Regions from separate parts of the Homo sapiens genome. Here region 2 is linked to region 1. A link is a loop called in an ENCODE intact Hi-C map of the cell type or tissue named here. Cell type or tissue: GM12878. All regions are shown on one strand. Each heading gives the region's core, and the rest is flanking DNA. Links, peaks and the distances in the headings are about the cores only. Region 1 overlaps ZNF804B (zinc finger protein 804B). Region 2 overlaps LOC107986815 (a long non-coding RNA gene).

Region 1 (5,400 bases), core at 73-5,072:
AATATTTTATATCCTCTTTCAATATTTCCTTTCTGCTTTTTTTTTTTGCTATTCTATCTTCCGCTTAAAAAAAAGTAAGTATTGTTGACATTAATCAGTTTCAAGGATGATAGGAAAAAGAGGTTTGTTTTTCTAACTAGTTATCTCCCCTTTCTAACTTCAGAATATTTGAGGATGCAATCTCACCTCTGTTATTTACTGTGAGAATTTGAGGAAATTACTTAACTTTTCTGATTCTATTTTTCTAATCCGTAAAATGGGATGAAAACTGCTGTCTTGTAAGGCAGTAGTGAGGGTTAACAGGTTCTTTAGCTCTTACAAAAAAGTCAAGTGATTACATGTATCTGACATGTTGCTAGGGAGTTACAATATTAAGATGAAGAAGGTAGAAAGTCAGGGACTTGGCCCTCAATAAATTTTAGGACCAGTAAAAGATAGGAAAATTTAGAGTCTGCGAGTTTGAAAGAGACTGGTTCTAGAAGAGCAATTCATTATTTCTGCTAATAATATAATGCAAAAAATCAGTTGCCATCATATTTGAATGTTTGTTTTATTATTAACTTAATGGAGAGCCTTAAGTCTATTGACCTCATGTGAGAAAGCCAAGCTTCTCAAATAATTTGATTGCATCTCTGTGAATTTATTTCACTAGGGTGAGGAAATTGAGAACCAGAGACTTGGGGTGATTTTCTTAAGGCTTTAGTGACAAGATCAAGGCTAGGTCCAAATTTCCAGTAGATTTATGTAACTTAGTGCATTTTTATACTTATGCCAAAATTACTTATTTTCTTTTTATCAGAAACACTATTCAGAAAATGAGATCAGATGTTTTTTCAGGTAGAGTACAATTAAAAAAAGAAAAAACAATTACAGAGAAAGCTCTTATCCAGAAATGGGGCTAGTTTTCAGCATCTATTTGGAATTTAAATGCATTCTAGTGAACTCCAAGCAGATTAGCCTGTATTTGAAATATAAGGTCAAGTGGGAGGTTATAATCAGAAAGAATTAGAACTCCAGAAATTAAAGTTACCTTGAGAGTAAATGGCTGTTCTATATGGAATTATTTTTTGTTAAAACAATTTTACACAAAATGCCTTTATAGGTAACTATTATTTTAACCAAATGTAATAATATACGAATGACATGAAGGAATGTAGGCTATATTGCGAATTATTTTTGAATTGTGACTGTTACAGCTATTATAACCAGGAGTGTAGCTAAAAACCTAGTATTATGTATTAAGACAATAAGCTGATCACACATATTAATTCGTGCTTTAGAATTCCAATATAGTCTATACAAGAAAAACTAGTCATCTCCAGTTGCTTAAAAGACAAGTAATTCTAATAATCTTGTGAATGCAGAATTGAAAACGCACATGATAATGGATAATGGAGTTAAAGTAATAGAAAGTTCTTGAAGAAACTTATGAACCCCTTCTGAGATTTACTTTATAATGATTTATAGATTATCTTGATTGGCGTGATGGTATTATGGGTTTTTATATTTGTCAAAATTTATTGAACTATACGCTCACTTTGTGTATATATTTTACTATATATATATATTATATCCCAATAAAGTAGTTTGAACAAAACATCACCTTAAGTTGAACGATGCTATATTGATGTCAGATGCTCTGTTTGCCAAACTATTTTTCGCCATTCAATCTCCTTGTTCTTTATACTTTGATACTTTGGTTGCTAGAAATGTAGCTCTTGGGAAAAAATAAAAATAATACATTCTTAATAAAAGTATGATGAAATACTCACTTGCAAAATGTCCAGAACAACATATGACAGAATTTTGACATCTATGAAAGGCACCAGCCCTCTTTGGATTTCTGCAGCATTTTCTTTTGTACAAGGAAATAATGCTCATATAGAAAAGACACTACTGAACTTTCAGAGGTCTCCTACGAACGGAACTGTAGTACTCATTGTATTTTAATCAATTGGAGTTTTATTCTATTTTTATATTACTTTAAAATTGGAGTTTACACATTGGTAATATTAACATTTTTTAGTGGTAATAAAATTACATGCTGCAAGGAAATCAGGATACAGTAGCATACTGCTTTAATTTTTAGAAGTTAGTGTGAACCCAAGATCATGAAATCACTTTTCTATCTCTGTTGCTGAAAGCTTCTGAAGCTGGCAATAGAAGTAGCTACACCTTCACATCACCAGTACTCCTGATTGCCCCCTTGTGTCGATATATTGAATTTTAATCCCCGTCAAAAAAGGGGAACCAGGCCTTCTTAGAGATCTCATTCTGTTGTTGGAGGAGAGATCATTCAGAATGAGCACAGAATTTTCTATTATTGCAAAAAGCAAAAAGTGTTTTTAAATATATCAAACCTATTCCTGAATGGACAAAGAACCCCACTGAAGAAGGCTATCACTGGCCAATGGATAAAAATGTAAGCTTAAATAAGCTTGAATTCAAATGAAAATAATTTGAATCTGTAAAAAGCCATGAGTTCAAAATATAATTTAAAGGAAAAGTTACAATAAAATTTGCAATGGTGTAGTTATGATGCCAAGAAAGGGTAACTTCGATAGTAGATATTTGCTTTTTATTTATTTTATCAACTATGTAGAATGTGTGTGTACAGGTATTCTATATATGCATATACATATATCCTTTTTCAGTGTTTAAGATTGTTTCATGTATATATAGTTATTAATTATAAGCAAAATGAAAGCAAATACCTAAAAGAAAAAGAAAATATAAATATTTGAGCTCATATAAGCTCTGCATATGCAGATTGTGTGCATGTATATGTGTTTGTGCATCTTTGTGTAGCTAGTCTATGGGAAAGAGTAAAGAGGATTAAATTTGAGTGAGCCAAACATTCTCTGTAAAGGTAAAAACAATTTATAAATGACAGGATGTTGTAGCAGATATTTTCTTACTAAACAATCCTGGTATATGATAACCACTTAGAAAGATACTGTATCAAAGGGACAGCCAAGGTATATACAAGGGATCAAGGTGATCCTTTGATCACCTCTGGCGGTCATACACATTAATTAGTTAACACCACGTTTTGAGATAATAGGTTAGCCAGGTTCCAAAAAGAAGAATTGTTGGGGCAGACTTGAACCTTCATTTTCTAGTAGATAAATTGCCTTGATTCTCATTCTGTTGAAGTTATAGATAAATTCCACAGAAGTTTTGAATCACAATAAGTGACTAGGTAACAACACAAGAATAATGAGGTAGCATTGATCATTTCAAAAGTAGAGATCACATGTTTTCTGGAAAAGATGTGAAAGGCTTGGACTTAAAAGTCCCATGGGGCAGCAAATCAAATCACTCTGGACTACACAAAGAATCACTTGGTAGTCAAGCAAGAACAACAATAACATTTACATTCAGATAGAGTTCTATTTTTAAATTAAGTAAAATTATTATCATTCTAGGAAGTTGCTAAACGAAGTATCTACTTCAAATACTTACCCTTTAGAGGGCATAATACTAGAAATAATAAATTATAAATATATAAAAATGTATAAATGCACAAATGAGTAAATGAATGTTGATCAACATTCTACTGAATACTTGAGGGTCTCTATGCAGATTTCCAGAGCATGCTATCTCTCTCTCTCTCTATGCAATTCGCTCTTTCCCAGTATTCTGTCCTGCAAACACTTGCCACCTGGATTCCAAGTCTCCTCACCTTTGGAAGTCCATCAGCCTTATTCAGAGGAGTGAACAGGGGGCCGATGTAGGAATCACTTCATTTATTTCCTGTCTGACAAGGAACTCTGTTCTTTGTTGGCTGATGTCCAGTGTTTTGAAAAACCTTGATTAATAGTTTTTGGTTTTTCTTTTGTTTGTTTCAGGGAGGGCAAAACTATTTTCTGTTAGTTCTTCTTTGCCACAAGCCAGAAAGGACATATATGTTTACTATTATTGTAACAAAATAGGAAGTCCTCATAAAGTTTTTCTGCTGCATATCAAAATAAGATGGTTGCCCCCAAAAAAGCACTTGTCCAATTGATTGAGTTGAGAGCTAAACAATCCCCTTTCTTCATGGTACACAATATATTTTTTTTTGTAAAGAGTAACTGACAGACAAATTATGGTTATTCATGCTTGGCTATATGGCAAACATTTACTTTAAAATGAAAGAAGTGATCCTGTAACTTCAAGACAAAATAAGTGATCAATATTTGTTGCCAGTGATAAAATTGAAGCTGTCAAATGAAATCGAAATTTTGGAAAACTTGTGTGACATCCACTGTGAGTTGAGAGCTTCCCAATACTTAGATTTTTCTGATAAGGATGTGGTGATATTAACAAATAAATTTTTTATTGTTTAATAAAACATGTTAGTATTGGAAGAACTGCATAACTCAGTGAAATCATATTTTTCAGTGATCAATGGTAGAAAATTATGCAAATGTGAAAGACCATTTAAAGAGTGGAATATACAATTTAATATAACAGTATAATGTAACAGGGCATAATAATATTTATTAAATGGATTTCAGATTGCACATTGTAATGAAGCTTTAATAAGTCACCAATTGTCAAGTTTTAGTGTAGTATCAAGGGAGAACGTTCACAGTTATCTGGAAATTATATTAAAATATTCCTCTTTTTCCAACTGCGTATCTATGTGAGACTGAATTTTCTTCAAGTACTTCAAAATAACATATTGCAACAGATTGTACTCACAAGTATATATGAGAATTTAGCTGACTTTCGATGGCCATCTATTAAAGAGATGTGCAAAAATGTAAAATACCACCACTAATCTCCCCAAGTTTTTTAAGAAAATATATTTACTTTCTACTAAAATGTGTTATTTATTTAAAAATATAATACATGTATTATTGTTTTAAATTAAATTAATAAGTATTTTAATTTTTCAACTTTTTCTTTTATGAGAAATACTGATAAATATAACTGACTTAAAAAAATCTTTGGGATTTTCAATTAATTTCAGGGTATTAAGGGATTCACAGACAAAAACATTTTAAAATTGCTTTTTTAATCACTGTAATATCATATACAGATAAAGCCAGTATTATTCAAGTATGTATCACATGCCTGGTCCAATCAAAGCTCTGTTAAAATACGCTCAATTCTTTTGTTTGTAAGGAAAGTACAATAAGATAAATACTATTATAGCCTCCTTATAGATAATGGAAAAATGAGACATAATTTTCCCAAATCATAAGCTAATGTGAAAAAAGTCAAAATTTAAACACAGGCAGACTGTCTCTCAAGTTTGTATTCTTAAACACCATTTTATATTATTCTGCTAAGTGTTTTGTTACATGTTACAGTGGTTTCAATATTTTAGAGTAGAACACATGGGATATCCTTGTTGAAGTGTTTGGAAAATTATTTGAAGTATTTATTTGGAAGGGGCTTGAAAGTATT
Region 2 (5,400 bases), core at 268-5,267, 480 kb before region 1:
TCTTAGGTGGTGCTGATGCTGGCAGTCTGGGGCAAGACTTTAAGAACCACTGGGCTAAAGAATATGTAATGCCTACATCGTATTTTATGAATTAAGCGGGTAATTATAAACATGACAATGCCCTTTGAGTTGGAAAGTCACTTCTGTAATATGTAGGTAGGAAATGGTTACAAAACAATAGTAAAAAGGGAACTAACATTTTTTGTTAGTTACAGGAAAATTACTCAATACCTTTTCTTTAAAAAGAAAAACAATACTCAGAAGGATAAAGGCAAGAGAGAATCCTGTCAAAAATTTCAAAAAGACTTAGGTTTAAGCAGCACATGTGAGGTGGTTTAAAAATACGAACACATACACATACACCACTTTTTAATCTAATGTATTGCTTCTTCTTAATTGGCTGATAAATCACCAATAATACAATTAGACAATATTAGAATTATAGTAGACATTATTGTGTGATTTTCAAAACAGCTGATAATTACAACAATAGTAATAGAAAGTAAAGATTTTTTTTCTGGTTGGGGGAAATAAAAAAAAAACTATCATGGGAATTAAATTATCAAACAAATTCTTTTTGTGCCTCCCAGTTGTTCATCATGCCATAACAGTTGAACAGAATCAAGCCCATTTTCTTTTGAAGTTCACTTTTTGATTAATGAGGCAAGTGATAATAGAATAAATTGACATTAGTATTTTTTAAAGCAATTGTCAGTGAATATCCTGAGATGTGTACACATTCAACTCAATCTTGTGCTATTCTGACACTTCCATTTGCAATATTGTAAAATTATCTTAAATTTCCATGCTATGATCCTTTGTCCCCATATCATGGGGACATCCATCATCCATTCCCACATGGTATATTAGTCACCATTCTCCAGAACCTTCACACACACACACATACACACACACACCACATATAAAGACATTTATTATAGGGTATTGCCTCTTGTGAATTATGGAGGTCAAGTAGTTCCAGATCTGCTGTCTACAAACTGGAGACCCAAGAAAGCCTGTGATGTAATTCAAAGACCTGAGAGCCAGAGAACCAATGGTGTAGATATTATCCCCAGTCTCAAGGTTTGAGAACCAAGAGTGTTGAAGGCAGGAGAAGATTGATGTCCCAGCTCAAAAGCTAGGCAGAGAGAGCAAATCCAACATTTCTCCTCTTTTTTGTTCTACTCAACACCTGGATGGATGGGATGAAGCCCTCCCACGTTAGGGAGGGTCATCTGCTTTACTTAGTCCACCTATCCAAATGCGAATCTTTCTGAAACACCTTCACAGATACATCCAGAGATAATATTTAATCAGATATCTGGCATCCTGTGGCCCAGTCAAGTTGACACATATGTGTAAAATTAACCATCACACACGGACATTTAAGTATTACTTACAAAAACACGAACATGTACAGATACATGTTGCAAATATTTTCACCTATAGAAATGAGATGCTAAGGCTTTCCTAGATAATTGTCAATTATCTAGAATATGGAATTAATCAGAGTACCCCACTCCCTGTGATTTTGCTGTCTGAAAGGTGCATCACATAAGAAGATAAAATTGTTAGTCCCTAATGTCTTTGGGTCTTTTTAAAAATTTGATAATAGATTATGTTGAGGGACCCAAAGCAGCTATGTCCACAGGGCAAAGTGACATGTGGATCAAAGCCATTCTAACCAACTGAGATAATTATATACATCATAAATTCTGAAAAGAGGCATCATCCTTATAGGAAGTGAGTTAAAAATCAAAAGTCACTTCATTATTCCCTTTAGAAACATTTAGAATTTCTATATAATATGGTCATGTAAAAATCAAACCAACAGTACCTCAAAAAAAGAACAGCAATAAAAAGAACATATTCAGGAGTATTGAAATCCTTTTTATCATACTTATATAATGTATAAGACTTATATGATTAATCATTATCACCATAGCTAGTGTGTGATTTAGATCATTTAGGATATTAGAAATAATTCTCATGAGGAGATTTCACTTCAGCTCCTTGCAAACACACACGTACAACATATAGATGCTGAATGAAAGTATTCATTTCAGATGAGAGCATATTAGCTTGTTAGCCTGGAAATTCTGTCGAAACTCCTGACTAATCAAAAATATGTATTTGAACAATTTGCTGTTGTGAATTCAGCCTTTTGGAACCTTCTACCTCTCTTCAATTATAGTGTCAGAGTGTTCTGTTGCTTAATTCCCACAATAATTAAATAATTTATAAATAATGCATACCTCATCTCCTCCCAAGAAAGAATTTAAGGAGGAGGCTGCATTTAACTAGGAAACTACCATAAATATATAATGAGGTGGATTTCAGTACTCTCTCCTCGGTGACTGGAAGGTCACTCCTCCTTGCCAGGGAAACAGAGAAACACACTCTCTGCCAGCCTGTGGACAAAGTGAACAGGACAGGACAACACTGCCTCCTTCTGCTGGGATTGGCTCATGTTGGGGGTGGAAGGCTGATGGGTTAGTCCTTAGGAACATGAACCAGTTCAAATTTTGCCTCTTCCACACACTAGCTTTGTGATCTAGGAAAAGGCACCTGGTCTCTCTGTATTCATTTTCAGTTATTTTATTTCAGAAATAATTACTAAATTAATTATTTTAGTAATAATTATAGTTATCTCATGCAGTTGTTGAGAGGATTAAATGAGTTTTAAAAAATAGAATGTGAGAAAAATGCCTGGTGGTTAGTAAGTACTACTTGAGTGCCAACTAGTTAGACATAGCTTTCTATTCAATTAAGACGACAGTTCTTCAAAGATGCCACACTTAAACCAGTCCCAGTGCTGTGGTATCATAGGCACCTGCACTTTTCTTTATGACACATCTTCATTTGCAATTGATATTTAAGGCTCTGAATCTGTTTCTCCCATGAGGCTGTAAGCTCCAGGAAGGCTGGAATCTTGTCTGTCTGGCTTAACACTCTTATCTCTGGTATATACACAGTGCCCAACATGAAGCAGTTATTCAATAACTAGCTGTTGAATGAATGAATCCAGAAAGACATGCCTATAAACATGCTAATCGAGATGGGATTTCTAGTAATTATTTTGTTAGTTTTGCAAATTTTTATTATCTAAGTTTTGGTACTTACTGTGTTTTCTTTGTGCAATAATGAAAGTAAAGTCCTGTTATATCACCTCTATGTACTATTGTAAATCACTTCAGTAAGGCAGCAATAGAGCTGTCAGATGAAATTCATATTTTATTTTTTGTGGACCTCTGGAATAGGTTAGTAGTTTTCAATTGGGGGTAATTTTGTGATACGTCCTCCCTCCCCACTAGACGTTTGTCAATGTTTGGAGATATTTTTGATTGTCACAATTGCAGAAGTGCTACTGACATCTAGTGTACAGAGGGCAGGGATGCACAGGACAGTCCCTTACCACAGTGAAAACCATCAAGTCTGAAATGTTAATAGTGCAAAGGTTAAGAAACCCTGGCACAGATGGATAGAGCCTAGTAAAAAAAAAAAAAAAAGTTTGTATAACTTCCAAAATTGGTTGAGATGTTAAATAATATGACATCAGAATTTTAAAAGTTAATGAATAACTAAAAGTTAATAATTAAAAGAATTTATTGTAAATTTTTTGGTGGTTTGTATTTGCTTCATGGTGTAATTTGCTGATAGTTTTAGTATTTAATGTAGCATATTCACCAATATTATCTATGTCAGTAGAGAACTTTATAGTCTGCTACGTGTTTTTCTCTTTACAACCAGTGAAAGCGGTTTTAAAAGAAAAGCACCAATTGACTGTTTACATACTGCTGAATAACCACTTTGGCAGATTTATTTTTTTAAAGAACAGTTCATGAATAAATTTAGCCAAAGCTGTTAGGCAGAGAGTACAAATAACCATATTGCCTATAGAATGTTGCTTGTAGCTCTGGACTAATAAAGCACAAATAAGATAGGGATATCTAATGTTTATGTAGCTTGGTCTATTTGAGTTTAACACCTGGGATGGTGTTAGCCAGGATAGGTTAGGTTCTGCTGCAGTAACAACAACTCAGTGGCTTTAACGTAGCGAAAGTTTATTTCTTCTTCAGAGTAACTCTCCCATACAACTGCCTCTGTGTGACAACTCAGCAATCCAGCTGGGGAAGGTGGCATTATCCTGGAACTGCACTTTTTGGAACAGATAGCCTTATTAGTCAGTGTGGTGGGGAAAAGAGAACATGGTAAATTGCATGTTAACTCTAATGCTTTCACATGGAATTGACACAGGTGACTTCCAGTAACATTCTATTCACCTCACAAATAACACACCATGGCCAGATTCAGGGACCCAGGGAAGTTTAATCTACCCAGGTTGCATAGGAGAAACAAATATTTCTGAGCCTGAGTAATAGCTATCATAGCTAGCTTTAGTATTTGTTTACCTTTATATATGGTTGTTCAGTACGGTTATTAAGGAAGTATATTTGCTGAATGCACAGATACTATTTCTCATGCCAAATTAACCTAATTTCATTATGCTTATTTGGGTTCTCTATATCTCACTTAATGAATTTGTAAGGTGCTTCTAAATATTTAGGCTTCTAAATGAAAGTCTTTGCCAGATGCTATGGTCCCTGATTTCTCAAATAGGCTAACATATTCCACAGTACTGAATGCTAAAGGAAAAGATGGTGGTCTTTTCATTTTACATAATGGTAAGTAATCAAACATTATTTTTGTGGTAAATCAAAAATTGAGATACCTCAGAATGAAAATAAAGATGAATTTTTAAGATTAAAAAAAGAGACCTCCATGAAATTTTGTGCTGTGGCAGGCTGCTTTTTGCTATGCTCCAGGGGAAAGTATTTACTTTCCTCTGCTACCAAGACTACTTTACTGGACAGAAGCACTGCTTGTGTATCTAAGTTTTTATTCATCTTTGATATGGTTATTTTCTTGTCTTCATTTTGTTTTTTAATATAGCTCTTCTTCTGGGACCCATTATTATATACATCATAAAAACGGGGGATTTTTGCAAACAAGAATTCACAATTCTATTCTGTATCCTACTAACAGCTTGATAAGAGAAACTAAATAATACAATTGATCATTGCGTTCATTATTCTAGACCACTACATGGAATTGCGAGAAGATGGAGAACTATACCCACTCTTTCCTATTTTACCATGTGATTTGTCCACTTCTGGTTTATATTACCTATAGCTATCTGAGTCTGTATTTACACATTTATTCATTTTTCATCCATCAAACAACTTTTGAGCATCCACCCTATGGCATTATGCTAGGTACTGGGGATTAGGACAAAATGAATAAGACAGTGTCTCCCCTCAAAGACCTCACTTCTAGTAGGTGACGGCTACAGGGGTTATGAAATGTCTCATTCATTTCACTTATATTTATTGAGCACTG

Evidence for each region. A loop is a pair of places that touch in the nucleus more often than their neighbours do. Peaks named below come from ENCODE experiments on the same cell type or tissue, not always from the same donor. Only the 100,000 strongest peaks of a DNase experiment are listed, where the experiment ranks them.
Region 2: a loop joins it to region 1, with 4 times the contacts of the local background. A loop is called at or near these places in 3 of 110 quality-filtered maps.

The regions. Positions count from the first base shown.
Region 1 is chr7:88,833,111-88,838,510 of GRCh38, forward strand. All of the region lies in intron 1 of ZNF804B (zinc finger protein 804B), which reads left to right. Among named protein-coding and RNA genes, the nearest start is that of TEX47, 40 kb to the left of the region's middle. In GM12878, for the core only: a CTCF peak has its summit at 2,207 (motif pointing left); a DNase peak (open chromatin) is centred at 2,241.
Region 2 is chr7:88,355,051-88,360,450 of GRCh38, forward strand. All of the region lies in intron 1 of LOC107986815 (a long non-coding RNA gene), which reads left to right. Among named protein-coding and RNA genes, the nearest start is that of STEAP4, 51 kb to the left of the region's middle. In GM12878, for the core only: CTCF peaks have their summits at 2,436 and 3,385 (motif pointing left); a DNase peak (open chromatin) is centred at 3,404.